Linked DNA regions of Homo sapiens: region 2 is linked to region 1. A link is a loop called in an ENCODE intact Hi-C map of the cell type or tissue named here. Cell type or tissue: Caco-2. All regions are shown on one strand. Each heading gives the region's core, and the rest is flanking DNA. Links, peaks and the distances in the headings are about the cores only. Region 1 has its middle 72 kb from the start of HECTD1. Region 2 has its middle 23 kb from the start of HECTD1.

Region 1 (6,343 bases), core at 2,229-4,728:
CCTACTGAGTAGCTGGGACTACAGGCGCACGTCACCATGCCCAGCTAATTTTTGTATTTTTAGTAGAGACGGGGCTTCACCATGTTGACCAGGCTGGTCTTGAACTCCTGACCTCAGGCAATCCGCTTGCCTCCTGACCTCAGGCAATCCGCCTGCTTCAGCCTCCAAAAGTGCTGGGATTACAGGTGTGGGCCACCACACCCAGCCCTCGTATGTGCTTTTAAAGTCCTTGTGACAGTGAGTTACAAGGCTTTGACTCCTAGGTCTAAAAAGGACACCAAGTCCTGAGAAATCCTAAACTCTGACAGCAATTAAAGGCTCATCTTCAGGCCTGCTGGAAGATGCCAATCAAAATAAACTGCATTTCCTGTGACACAGGGTCAGAATTTAAAGCTATTCAACTCCACAAGGCCCAGGGACTATTGTGGAAGAGGTGGGTGTGTGACACTGTAAGGGCCAATTTTCAGGAATAAAATAAGTTCAGTTTCTCTATAAGTTAATCAATAATGTGAAAGGCACACTGATGCAAGACCAGCATATGGGCCCCTGTGTCAGATCAACAAGGTTTCTTGAAGCATTAAGTGACTCCTTAATAAAGGTTACAATGTTTATAAAAGGCTTATGGAAGTTATATCTTATGGTCAAGATTAAAATTTTATAGATTGTTTATAAAAATTAAGTCTCCTCAATGAATGAAGGTTTTCACTTTTTTTTTTAATCCCCGAGTTATCACTTTGGTCAAATGAATGAGTTATTTTACAATGAGTGTGATACCAAGTGTTTTAAACCTTTGATATTTGACAACCCAGAATCAAATTATAAATTATGTATTGGCCAGGTGCGATGGCTTATGCCTGTAATCCCAGCACTTTGGGAGGCCAAGGCAGTGAATCACCTGAGGTCAAGAGTTTGGGACCAGCCTGGCCAACATAGTGAAACCCCATCTTTACTAAAAATACAAAAATTAACTGGGTGTGTTGGCACATGCCTGTAGTCCCAGCTACTTGGGAGGCTGAGGCAGAAGAATTGCTTGAACCCAGGAGCCAGAGGTGGCAGTGAGCCACGATCGCACCACTGCACTCCAGCCTGGGTGACAGAGGGAGACTTTGTCTCAAAAAAAAAAAAAAAAAAAAAAAAAAAATATATATATATATATATATATATATATATATACACACACACACACATATATATGTGTGTGTGTGTGTTATGTCTTTTTCTGACCTAATTAATCCTTTAAGATATTAGGTTCCCTAAAGTCCAAAAATGACATAATTTGTCTTATTTGGTATAAAAATTATACAGGAAGCACTGTCAAATATGAAATGGTGTTTGGTTTTCTTTGGGCTGTATTTGTATAAATATGTTATTGGTATGTGTTCCAAAATTATGGGAAACTCCTATAATTCTGATATGACTTAGTATACATTATCAGTGATAATTGTAATCATTATGTTAAATTATTGTCTGCCACAGAGGCAAAAAATTTCCTTGTCAGTTGTGTTTTTTACTATGGCTGCCCTAAAACTTTTTGTCATCCACAGACAATTGTTTTCTTGGTTTGGTCCTCTTTATAAGGTGGCTTTATAATCAATAAAACTCTAACAAGTGCTAACAGGTGCTCTTTTTTTTTTTTTTTTTTTTGAGACAGGCTGGAGTGCAATGGCACAATCTTGGCTCACTGCAACCTCCACCTCCCGGGTTCAAACAATTCTCCTGCCTCAGCCTCCTGAGTAGCTGGGATTACAGGTGCCCACCACCACACCTGGCTAATTTTTATATTTTTAGTAGAGACAGGGTTTCACCATGTTGGCTGGGCTGTTCTCAAACTCCTGACCTCAGGTGATCCACCCACCTCGGCCTCCCCAAAGTGCTGAGATTACAGGCATGAGCCACTGTACCCAGCCTAAAAGGTGCTCTTGAATGCAGGTTTCTGATAACTTTGGAGACTGTGACATCAGAATTGAGGGAAAACTTTCAGGACTCATGGAGAGCTGAAATATTCATGAAAATGAAGTAGACCAGGAATTAACTGCATGGACTGAACTGATAGAGGACTGAAGTAGTCTTTTTGACACTTTGATTAAAACATTTCTGATCCTTTGTTTTGTTTTTTCAGAGTCAAGGAAACATTTCTTTTGAGCTATTGTCAACTTTTAACAAGGAAGTATACTCCTATGAACAAAATTTGGAGCATATTTGTTTCTTTCTACCTGATTTCTCCAGAATTTGGGAACTATTTGTGAGTATTCTTAACTTTTGGCAATATGGTTATTTGCATAAGTTCAATAAGAATCTGTGTTCATTTGTAGTAGGACACAATTGGAGAAACTGGTTATTTTATCAAGGCTTTGACTGAAATGGTGTACTTTCCTTTAAGGAATCAAACGACTAATAGAGCCAATAAAAACCCCTTGGGAAAAGTGGCCTCATACCTTTGTCTACACAGTCCATGTACCGGGTTCCTGACCAGTGAAACAATGTTCCATCGAAGCCAATTTAAAAGACTATGTAAAAAAATTATGGCTGGGCGTGGTGGCTCACGCCTGTAATCCTAGCACTTTGGGAGGCCAAGGTGGGTGGATCACTTGAGGTCGGGAGCTCGAGACCAGCCTGACCAACATGGAGAAACCCTGTCTCTACTAAAAATACAAAATTAGCCAGGTGTGGTGGTGCATGCCTGTAATCCCAGCTGCTCAGGAGGGTGAGGCAGGAGAACTGCTTGAATCTGGGAGGCAGAGGTTGTGGTGAGCCAAGTTTGCATCATTGCACTCTAGCCTGGGCAACAAGAGTGAAATTCCATCTCAAAAAAAAAAATATTCTTGCTGCACTGTATACAAATAATCAGGCCAAGTATAATAAAGCAAATCAGTCCCACTATGATTTGTCTTTAGCAAAAATGGGAAACTGGAGAGAGAAAATTTATGTTTCAAAAACTATAGTTCACCTGTTGTTAGATTCTAGTCTTGCCTAATGTTTTTCAATTTTTATTATTTTCTACAGTTTGGACTGATTTTTTTTTTTTTTTTTGGCTAGAAGTCTTCAAAATAATGTTTTCAATTTTTTTCATTCTTTTTTCCCCCATTTTTCCTAATTTGGAGTCACCAAAAATTAAGCTGTGCTTTCTTAAAGCCCTGTGAACTGAAGCTAGACAACTTAAACTTCAGAAGAAAATAACAGCAACCTATTTACATATATCAGCCACTTTCATACCTGCTACTGATGTATGAACTTCAGAGTAATGTGGCTTATATTGATTTTCCAGGATTCTTCTTTTGTTTCTTGTTGTTTTCCTCCCTTCCTCCTCTTACTTTCTCTTCATAGGACAGGAAACTTCACAACCTGCTAAAAATGAGCTTTCCTAATATCTCTGGACCTACCTGTCTAGGAATCAGATGAAGCCTGAAACCAGAGACTCATTTTCTTCTAAAATGCTTTCTCCAAAAGATTTTTTTAAAAGAGAAGGCGGAAATGTGAAAGGAAACTAAATCTTGGGGCCCCAAAATCACTAAGCTAAAGTGAAAAGTCAAGCTGGTGACTGTTTAGGGCAAACCTGCCTCGCATTCTATTCAAACTCACCCCTCTGTTCACTGAGATAGCCTCTCCAAAGGAGAGGCTAATCAGATAAATGCCTCCTTTGGAGAGGCTAATCAGGTAACTCAAAAGAATGCAAACATTTGTCTCTTATCTACCTATGACCTGGAATCCCCCTCCACACTTTGAGTTATCCCGCCTTTCTGAACCAATATTTATCTTACATATGTTGATTGATGTCTCATGTCTCCCTAAAATGTATAAAACCAAACTGTGCTCTGACCACCTTGGGCACATGTTGTCAGGACCTCCTGAGGTTGTGTCACCAGTGTGTATCCTCAACCTTGGCAAAATAAACTTTCTAAATTAACCGAGGCCTGTCTCAGATACTGGTGTTCACACAGCCATCCTGGTGGATGTGAAGTGGCATCTCATTGTGGTTTTGCATTTCCCTAATGATTAATGATGTTGAGCATCTTTTCATTTGCTTATTGAGCATCTATTATATTCCTTGAAGAAATGTCTATTTAAATCCTTTACCCATTTTTAAATTGGATTGTCTTTTCAGTATTGAGTTTTCTTTTCTTTTATTTTCTTTAAAATAGAGGCAGGGTCTCACCATGTTGCCGAGGCTGGTGTTGAATTCTTGGAGCTCAAGTGATCCTCCCGCCTCAGCCTCTTGGAGTTCTGGGATTACAGGCATGAGTCACCACCCCCGGCCTTCAGTGTTGAGTTTTAAGAGTTCTTGATATATTCTGGATATTAGACTTTTATTAGATATGTGATTTGCCAAGTTCTCCCTCTCATTCTGTGTGTTGCCTTTTCACTTTCTTGATGGTGTCTTTTGAAGTACAAAAGTTTTTAATTTTGAAGTCCAATTTATCTCCTTTTTCTCTGGTCACTTGTGCTTTATGTGTTATATCTAAGAAACCATTACCAAATCCAAGTCACGGAAATTTACGTCTATATTTTCTTCTAAGAGGTTTACAGTTTTAGCTTATATTTAGGTCTTTGATTCATTTTCGTGTAACTTTAGTATATGTGTGAGGTAAAGGTCCAATTTCATTTTTTTTGCATGTGCCTTTCCAGTTGTCTCAGCATGTAACTGACTTCTTGATAAGTAGCTTGGTTGAAATCTGCTTGAGCAAGTGAAAATAAATAATGTATTTGATGAATAAGAGCTACTGCTGTATTCATTGCAATGCTGAGTCTGGAATTCAGGAATTTGGGGCACTGTAGTGGGTAGAATGACGGCCCCTAAGGAGGTATGTCCGTGTTCCAGAACCTGTGAATGTGATTTAATTTGGAAAAGTAGGCTTTTGTAGGTATAATAATTAAGGAACTAGAGAGGAGATTATTTAGGGCCCATCCTGAATTATTCTGGTGGGCCCTAAATCCAATTAAAATTGTCCTTATGAGAGACACATAGAAGAGAGACAGATGGAGGAAACCTTGTGAAGATGGAGGCAGAGACTTGGAGTTATGGCGCTAGAAGCCAGGGAATACCTGGAACACTAGAAGCTAGAAGAGGCAAGAAAGAATTCTTCCCTAGGGCCTTTGAAGTGAGCCTAGGCCTTGATTTCAGACTTCTGGCCTCCAGAATGGGGAGAAAACAAAATTTTGATTGCATAAAGCCATTGGATTTATGGTAGTTTGTTACAGCAGTCCTAGGAAACTAAAACAGACACTTTTAAATGCTTATAGAAAAGATGATTATGGGCCAGGCATGGTGGCTCATGCCTAGCACTTTGGGAGGTGGAGGTGGCTAATCACTTCAGGTCAGGAGTTTGAGATCAGCCTGCCAACATGGTGAAACCCCTCTCTAAAAATACAAAATACAAAATTAGATGGGCATGGTAGTGCACGCCTGTAGTCCCAGCTACTCAGGAGGCTGAGGCAGGAGAATCACTTGAACCTGGGAGGTGGAGGTTGCAGTGAGCCGAGATGGTGCCACTGCACTCCAGCCTGGGCAACAAAGCGAGACTCAGTCCCCCGCCCCCCCCAAAAAATCCAGCCGTTCCTGAAGTCGTCACATGCCCTATCATACCTCAAAAGAAATTGCTTTGATTGGACGCGGCGTCTCACACCTGTAATCCCAGCACTTTGGGAGGCCGAGGCGGGCGAATCACCTGAGGTCAGGAGTTTGAGACCAGCCTGGCCAACATGGTGAAACGCCATCTCTACTAAAAATACAAAAATTAGCTGGGTGTGGTGGTGCATGCCTGTAATCCCAGGTACTCGGGAGGCTGAGGCAGGAGTATCACTTCAACCCAGGAGGCGGAGGTTGCAGTGAGCTGAGATCGTGCCACTGCACTCCAGCCTGGGCAACAGAGTGAGACTCCGTCTCAAAAAAAAAAAAAAAGAATTCATAACTACTCCATTATTCACACAATGAGATACGCTAAATAGGTTATCAAGAAAAAACAATGAAAACTTCCAATCTTTTAGAATAGAATGGGCTGGGCGAGGTGGCTTACACCTGTAATCCTAGCACTTTGGGAGGCCGAGGCCTGCAGATGGCTTGAGCCCAGGAGTTTGAGACCAGCCTGGGTAACACGGTGAACATTAGCCACCATGCCTGGCTAATTTTTATACTTTTAGTAGAGACAGTGTTTTGCCATGTTGGCCAGGGTGGTCTCAACTCCTGGTCTCAAGCAATCCACCCGCCTCAGCCTTCCAAAGTGCTGGCATTACAGGCATGAGCCACCATGCCCAGCCTATGGCTTCTTATTTGCTCAAAAAATACAGAATTCTTGAAATAGTAAGAATCATTTTTAAAATGTTTTTTTGAAATATGCTGTCTGCTTAA
Region 2 (6,343 bases), core at 1,770-4,269, 50 kb before region 1:
GGCAACAAGAGCAAAACTGCATCTCAAAAAATAAAATAAAATAAAAATTACTGTGGCCATTCTGGGTTTCTTACGTTTCTATATAAATTTTAAGATTAGGCCGGGCGCAGTGGTTCACGCCTGTAATCCCAGCACTTTGGGAGGCTGAGGCAGGAGAATTGCTTGAACCCAGGAGGCAGAGGTTGTAGTGAACTGAGATTGCGCCAGTGCATTCCAGCCTGGGTGACACAGCAAGACTCTGTCTTAAAAAATAAATAAATAGGCCAGGCGCAGTGGCTCACACCTGTAATCCCAGCACTTTGGGAGGCCGAGGCGGGCGGATCATGAGGTCAGGAGATCGAGACTATCCTGACAAACACGGTGAAACCCCATCTCTTCTAAAAATACAAAAAAAAAAAAAAAAAATTAGCCAGGCGTGGTGGCGGGTGCCTGTAGTCCCAGCTACTGGGGAGGCTGAGGCAGGAGAATGGTGTGAACCTGGGAGGCGGAGCTTGCAGTGAGCCGAGATGGCGCCACTGCACTCCAGCCTGGGCAACAGAGTGAGACACGGTATCAAAATAAATAAATAAATAAATAAAATAAAATAAAAATAAAATAAATTTTAAGATTAGCATGTTAGTTATAAAACAAGACAGCTGATTTTTATAGGGCTTGCATTCAGTTTATAGATCAATTTCAAAAGTATTAAGGTTTTAATAATATCAGATTTTCTAATTTATAAACATAGAATGTGTTCCCATTTATTTAGTCTGCCCACCTCGGCCTCCCAAAGTGCTGGGATTACAGGTGTAAGCCACCACACCCAGCCCTGGATATACATTTTTAAGAGACAGGACCACCATCATTTAAAGTATGTAACTCAGCCAGGCACAGTGGCTCACACCTGTAATCCCAGCACTTTGGGAGGCCAAGGTGGGCGGATCACTTGAGTTCAGGAGTTCAAGACCAGCCTGGCCAACATGGTGAATCCCCATCTCTGCTAAAAATACAAAAATTAGATGGGTGTGGTAGCGCACGCCTGTAGTCCCAGCTACTCGGGAGGCTAAGGCAGGAGAATCACTTGAACCTGGGAGGCAGAGGTTGTAGTGAGCCGAGATGGTGCCACTGCACTCCAGCCTGGGTGACAGAGCGAGACTCCCTCTCAATCAATCAATCAATAAATAGTATGTAACTCAATGATCTATACAGTCTATTTTACCCATTTTCCCTGGTCCCATTAAAAAAAAACAACCACCTGGTAAAATGAGGTTGAAAAAGATTTCTGTATACCTAGGTGCCAAAGGTGAAATTCTTCATCATAAACATTTAAGGATTGAATATTAGCAGGGCTATCAGTTACACTTAGAACACTAAAGTAGTTGTTGGTGATTCATTATAGGTGAGTTTTGGCCTTTTGCTCCTGTCCAAGTTGGAAACACCTTCCACACTCAGGTTTTGTTGGTTAATAAAGTTTTGACCACAGTAATTCCTGAATATTAATGAAAAGAGTGAGTCAAAGTAGTAAATGACCTGGTTAATATGTACTGGTATGATTCAAACTTACTATACAAAGATACTCATTCTAAGGAACTTACTTTGTCCTTCTCAATCTTGAGGAAAGTTAGCTATATTGAGTGTTCTGCAATCTCACTAACCATTGCATAATTTTCCTTATGATATCCTACTTTATCAAGGGGTGGTTAGCCTTTGCCTTACTCTCTTCCAGCTTTTTAAAAACACATTCTTTGTAACCAAATAAAAATGAAATCTGTTTTATTCTTCTTTCACACTCAAAACAAGCTTTTGATATTCTTGGAGTTTTTGTTTTGTTTAGCAAAATCAACCTATGTCCTTTCATTAATGGTCTGGAATCTTATTAGCAAACAAAATTTGCAGGTGGCTTTTATGTTACTGTTAGTATCACACTGTGTACAGAGGGGACATGGAAGACACTAAAAATAACTAATCTAACCTCAGTAAATGTACTGCACTATATGGGCTGAATATTCTCACAGACTTAAAGCTCTGAGTAAGATAGTATTCATTCCTAGAACAAATGATAATTGAAATCTTTATTCTCTTCTCTTTTAGGGTTCCCCACTTCCTCTTTCCCCCTAACCTGGGCATAGCTACAGGGTTTGTGTGTGTGTGTGTGTGTGTGTGTGTGTGTAAAGAAATGACTTGTAGTCTCAAAAAACTAAGCACAGAACCTTCTTTGCATAGTGATTTCTTCTATCATATACATTCTATATTGTCACATTCATGAAATTACAACAGAATTTGTAATAATACAGCAATGGCTGTTCTCCATTTGAACTATTTTAGTCACTGAAAAAAGTGTGGTGCCTCTGTCAAAGATTTACTTATATATTACCAATGGATTAATAGAAATATATTGAATGTTGATTAATTTGTTTCTTCTAGTTCTTTAATTCTAATATTAAGTTTATTTGAAGCTACAACCCATAAGTGTCCAGCTTTTCATTTCTTTCATAAATAAAGCTGGAAGTGATTATAAGTTCATATCCTCATTTGCTTCTGATTGATGCTTCCTTATAGGCTCTTTCTCCCCACCCCTCTGCTCCTCCCCAGTGTTACACAACACTACGGAGCCAGGAACACAATGTCAACTGTCAACGTCTTTCTAAAGGCAGTGGGTGATATTTACACACGTAAGCTGCTGGCACTAACAAGGTGACTGGAGTCAAATGTAAACCACGGGTTTATCATTCCCAGTCAAATATATTGTGCAATGGGGTAGCAATAGGCACTGTGTGAAAGGTTGCCTAACAAGCCGCCAGCCTTAGGATTAGTCAGCTCCTTGCTGTGAGATGTGTGTGAGCGAGATACTGGAGGTCTCTGGTGATAGAAAAGCACGCTGGCCAATGGCAAGAACCAAAAGGAGGGGAAACTCAATTTTTTGGCAAACAATTTGAATCTTAGCAAAAGACCTTTGTTCTCTGAGGTGCAGAGGCTGAGAGGTTACTGAGAAACATCCAAGAAAAGGACGTTCTCTGTGAAAACTTCCCCTCCTATACAAAACTTTATAAACTGGTACGATTTCTGGCCATTTAAATTTATAGTGAAATCAAAACATGTTTCTGGGGAAATCTTTTTTTTCTTTTCGTAATAAAAGTTGTAATTATTATTTTTTTAAGACAGAGCCTCGATCTGTCGCCCAGGCTGGAGTGCAGTGGCACTATCTCGGCTCACTGCCACCTCCACCTCCCAGGTTCAAGTGATTCTCCTGTCTCAGCCTTCTGAGTAGCTGGGATTACAGGTGTGCACCACCACGCCCAGCTAATTTTTTTTATTTTTAGTAGAGACGGGGTTTCACCATGTTGGCAGGCTGGTCTCGAACTCCTGACCTCAAGTGATCTACCCACCTTGACCTCCCAAAGTTCTGGGAATACAGGCGTGAGCAACCGTGTCTGGCCCAAAAATTTTAATTATTAAAAACAACATAAACAGACTATAGGAAATTAGAAAAACAAAGCAAGGAGAAAAACACTCATAATCCCTTTTGCTAAAACCCAACTATATCACAGTAGCATACATTCTTATTATCTGAACTGTTTTTCATGGTTGTAATCACATGGTTATTTTTGTCATGTGATCATTTTTGGTAACTTGTAAGATTATTTCTTTCTATAGGGTGCTACCTAACAATATTTTAAATAACTGAATAATATTCCATTCACCATATGGTTGAACTAACATTCACTTTATTCCAACAAATAGGCTATTTCCATTTTATGTTTTTATTATAAATAACACTGACATAAACATAACTTGAAATACAGCTTTTCTTACGAAAAATTGTTTTAATTTAAGGTGATTTATATTAAGTATAAAGCTTGCATAAAGCATATAAGAAAAGCTTAAAGAAAAATAATAAAATGGTGAAACCTCATCTCTACTATAAATACAAAAATTAGCCAGGCATTGTGGCACACACTTGTAGTCCCAGCTACTCGGAAGGCTGAAGCACGACAATGGCTTGAACCTGGGAGGCGGAGGTTGCAGTGAGCTGAGATTGCACCACTGCACTCCAGCCTGGGCAACGGAGTGAGTCTCCATCTCAAAAAAAAAAAAAAAAAAAAAAAAAAGAAAGAAAGAAGAAAGAAAGAAAAATAATAAAATGGTCCAGGTGCAGTGGCTAATGCCTGTAATCCCAGCACTTTGGGAGGCTGAGACAGGATTGCTGGAGCCCAGGAGTTCCAAGACCAGCCTGGGCAAAATAGTGAGACCTCATCTCTACAAAAAATTTTAAAAATTAGCTGAGCATGGTGGCATGCGCCTGTAGTCCCAGCTACTCAGGAGGCTGACGTAGGAGTATTACTTGAGCCTGGGAATTTGAGGCTGCAGTGAGCTGTGATCAATGCCACTGCACTCCAGCAGTGACTGTACTGCACTCTTGGGTGACAGAGCAAGACTGTCTCAAAAAAATAATAATAATAACAAGAAGAAAAAATAAGAAATAGGTAAATAAAATGAACAGCTGAGTACCCACTTCCAACTTGAAATATAACATATTGCTTGTAATTTAGAAGTCCCCTCTGTGCTTCTCTTTGGTTGCAGCCAGCTCTCTTCCCTCACAGGAATAATCACTAGCCTAAATATTTTGTTTATTGCATTTTTTCATGTTTTAAATTTTTTCTAAGGATAGATTCTTCCTAGGAAAAAAAACATTTTAATTTTGAGACAAGGTCTCACTTTGTCACCCAGGCTGGAGTGCAGTGGTGCGATCATGTCTCACAGCAGCCTCCCAGGTACAAGCGATCCTCCTACCTCAGCCTCGTAAGTAGCTGGGACTATAGGCATGAACCACTATGCCTGGATAATTTTTTTATTTTTTTGTAGAAATGGAGTCTTGCTATGTCGCCCAGGCTGGTCTTGAGATCCTGGGCTCAAGCAGTCCTCCCACCTCGGCCTCCCAAAGTGGCCAGGGGCCACTACACCTGGCCCTTTCTGGGAAAATTTAATAATTAAGGTGAGTTGCGGTGTTATCAAGGCTAGTTTCTGATGTTCAGCTTATGTTTCTACTCCAGAAATTATCAGGCTTGACACACCCAACTGGGCAGGGCTGGCCCACAGACCAGAGAAACATTTGCTTAGTGAGGAGTTATACTCTGATGGCTTTCTGCAGCATGATGGTATTAGGGGTTAGGCAAGAGAATCTTTACCCTGAAGAGGGATGACTCTGGTTTACCTATGTAAGGGTTACCCTCCCACTTCATAGTCCTCCCTCCTTCTCCCCAGTTATTTGGTTTTTGGTTTGTTGTTTGTGTGTTATTGTTGTTTTAATCACTCGTTCATTTAAAAATGGGCAATTGGCCGGGTGTGGTGGATCATGCCTATAATCCCAGCACTTTGGGAGGCCAAGGCGGGTGGATCACCTGAGGTCAGGAGTTCGAGACCAGCCTGACTAATATGATGAAACCCCATCTCTACTAAAAATACAAAAATTAGCCGGGCCTGGTGGCATGCATCTGTAATACCAGCTACTCTGGAGGCAGAGACAAGAGAATCGCTTGAACTGGGTAGGCGGAGGTTGCAGTGAGCTGAGATTGTGCCACTGCACTCCAGCCTGGGCGACAGAATGAGATTCTGTCTCAAAAAAAAAAAAAAAAAAATATATATATATATATATATATATATAATAAAAATAAAAATGGGCAATTCTCTTTACTGAGCATATTGATGTCTGTCTCTGGAACAAATGTCAACATAATCATTTTCATCTTTACCTAACCCCAAAGAATCAGATTGACCAGATTTATTTGTTTAGTTTTGAAAATGGAGAAACTAAAACAGTTTAAAAATAATTGGCCAATAATAGAACCAATAAGGATGGTCGGCTTCCAAGTACTAGTAAAACCACCTCACTAGGGTGTCTGACCAGATTGACCAGATTTATTTGTTTAGTTTTGAAAATGGAGAAACTAAAACAGTTTAAAAATAATTGGCCAATAAGAGAACCAATAAGGATGGTCGGCTTCCAAGTACTAGTAAAACCACCTCACTAGGGTTTCTGACCACCTGCATCAGAATCAGTTCTGATGTTTCCAAAACTCAGAGATTCCTGGACCCCACTTGAGATCTACTGAATCAGATCCTCTGGATGTGAGGTCCAGGAATCTGCAGTTTAATAAGAAGCCCAGATAACTCCTCAGTATCCTAAACTTGGGAAGCATTATGGTAAAGCAGGAACAGCAACCTAAGAGAAATGATACAGCAAATATTCCTGTATTCTTTAGTGTGTTTATATTTAGGTAGCTTTGAAGTGTGGGGCAGACATCCACTTACTGATCCTGTGTATGGGACCCACTGTGATGTGTATTGCTGGAAGACAATAGAAAGA

What was found. Peaks named below come from ENCODE experiments on the same cell type or tissue, not always from the same donor. Only the 100,000 strongest peaks of a DNase experiment are listed, where the experiment ranks them.
Region 2: it touches region 1 in a loop (7-fold over the local background); 5 of 110 quality-filtered maps call a loop at or near these places.

Annotation. Positions count from the first base shown.
Region 1 is chr14:31,276,893-31,283,235 of GRCh38, forward strand. No RefSeq gene overlaps it. Among named protein-coding and RNA genes, the nearest start is that of HECTD1, 72 kb to the left of the region's middle. In Caco-2, for the core only: no CTCF peak of the experiment used is centred there; a DNase peak (open chromatin) is centred at 3,679.
Region 2 is chr14:31,227,175-31,233,517 of GRCh38, forward strand. No RefSeq gene overlaps it. Among named protein-coding and RNA genes, the nearest start is that of HECTD1, 23 kb to the left of the region's middle. In Caco-2, for the core only: no CTCF peak of the experiment used is centred there; a DNase peak (open chromatin) is centred at 2,727.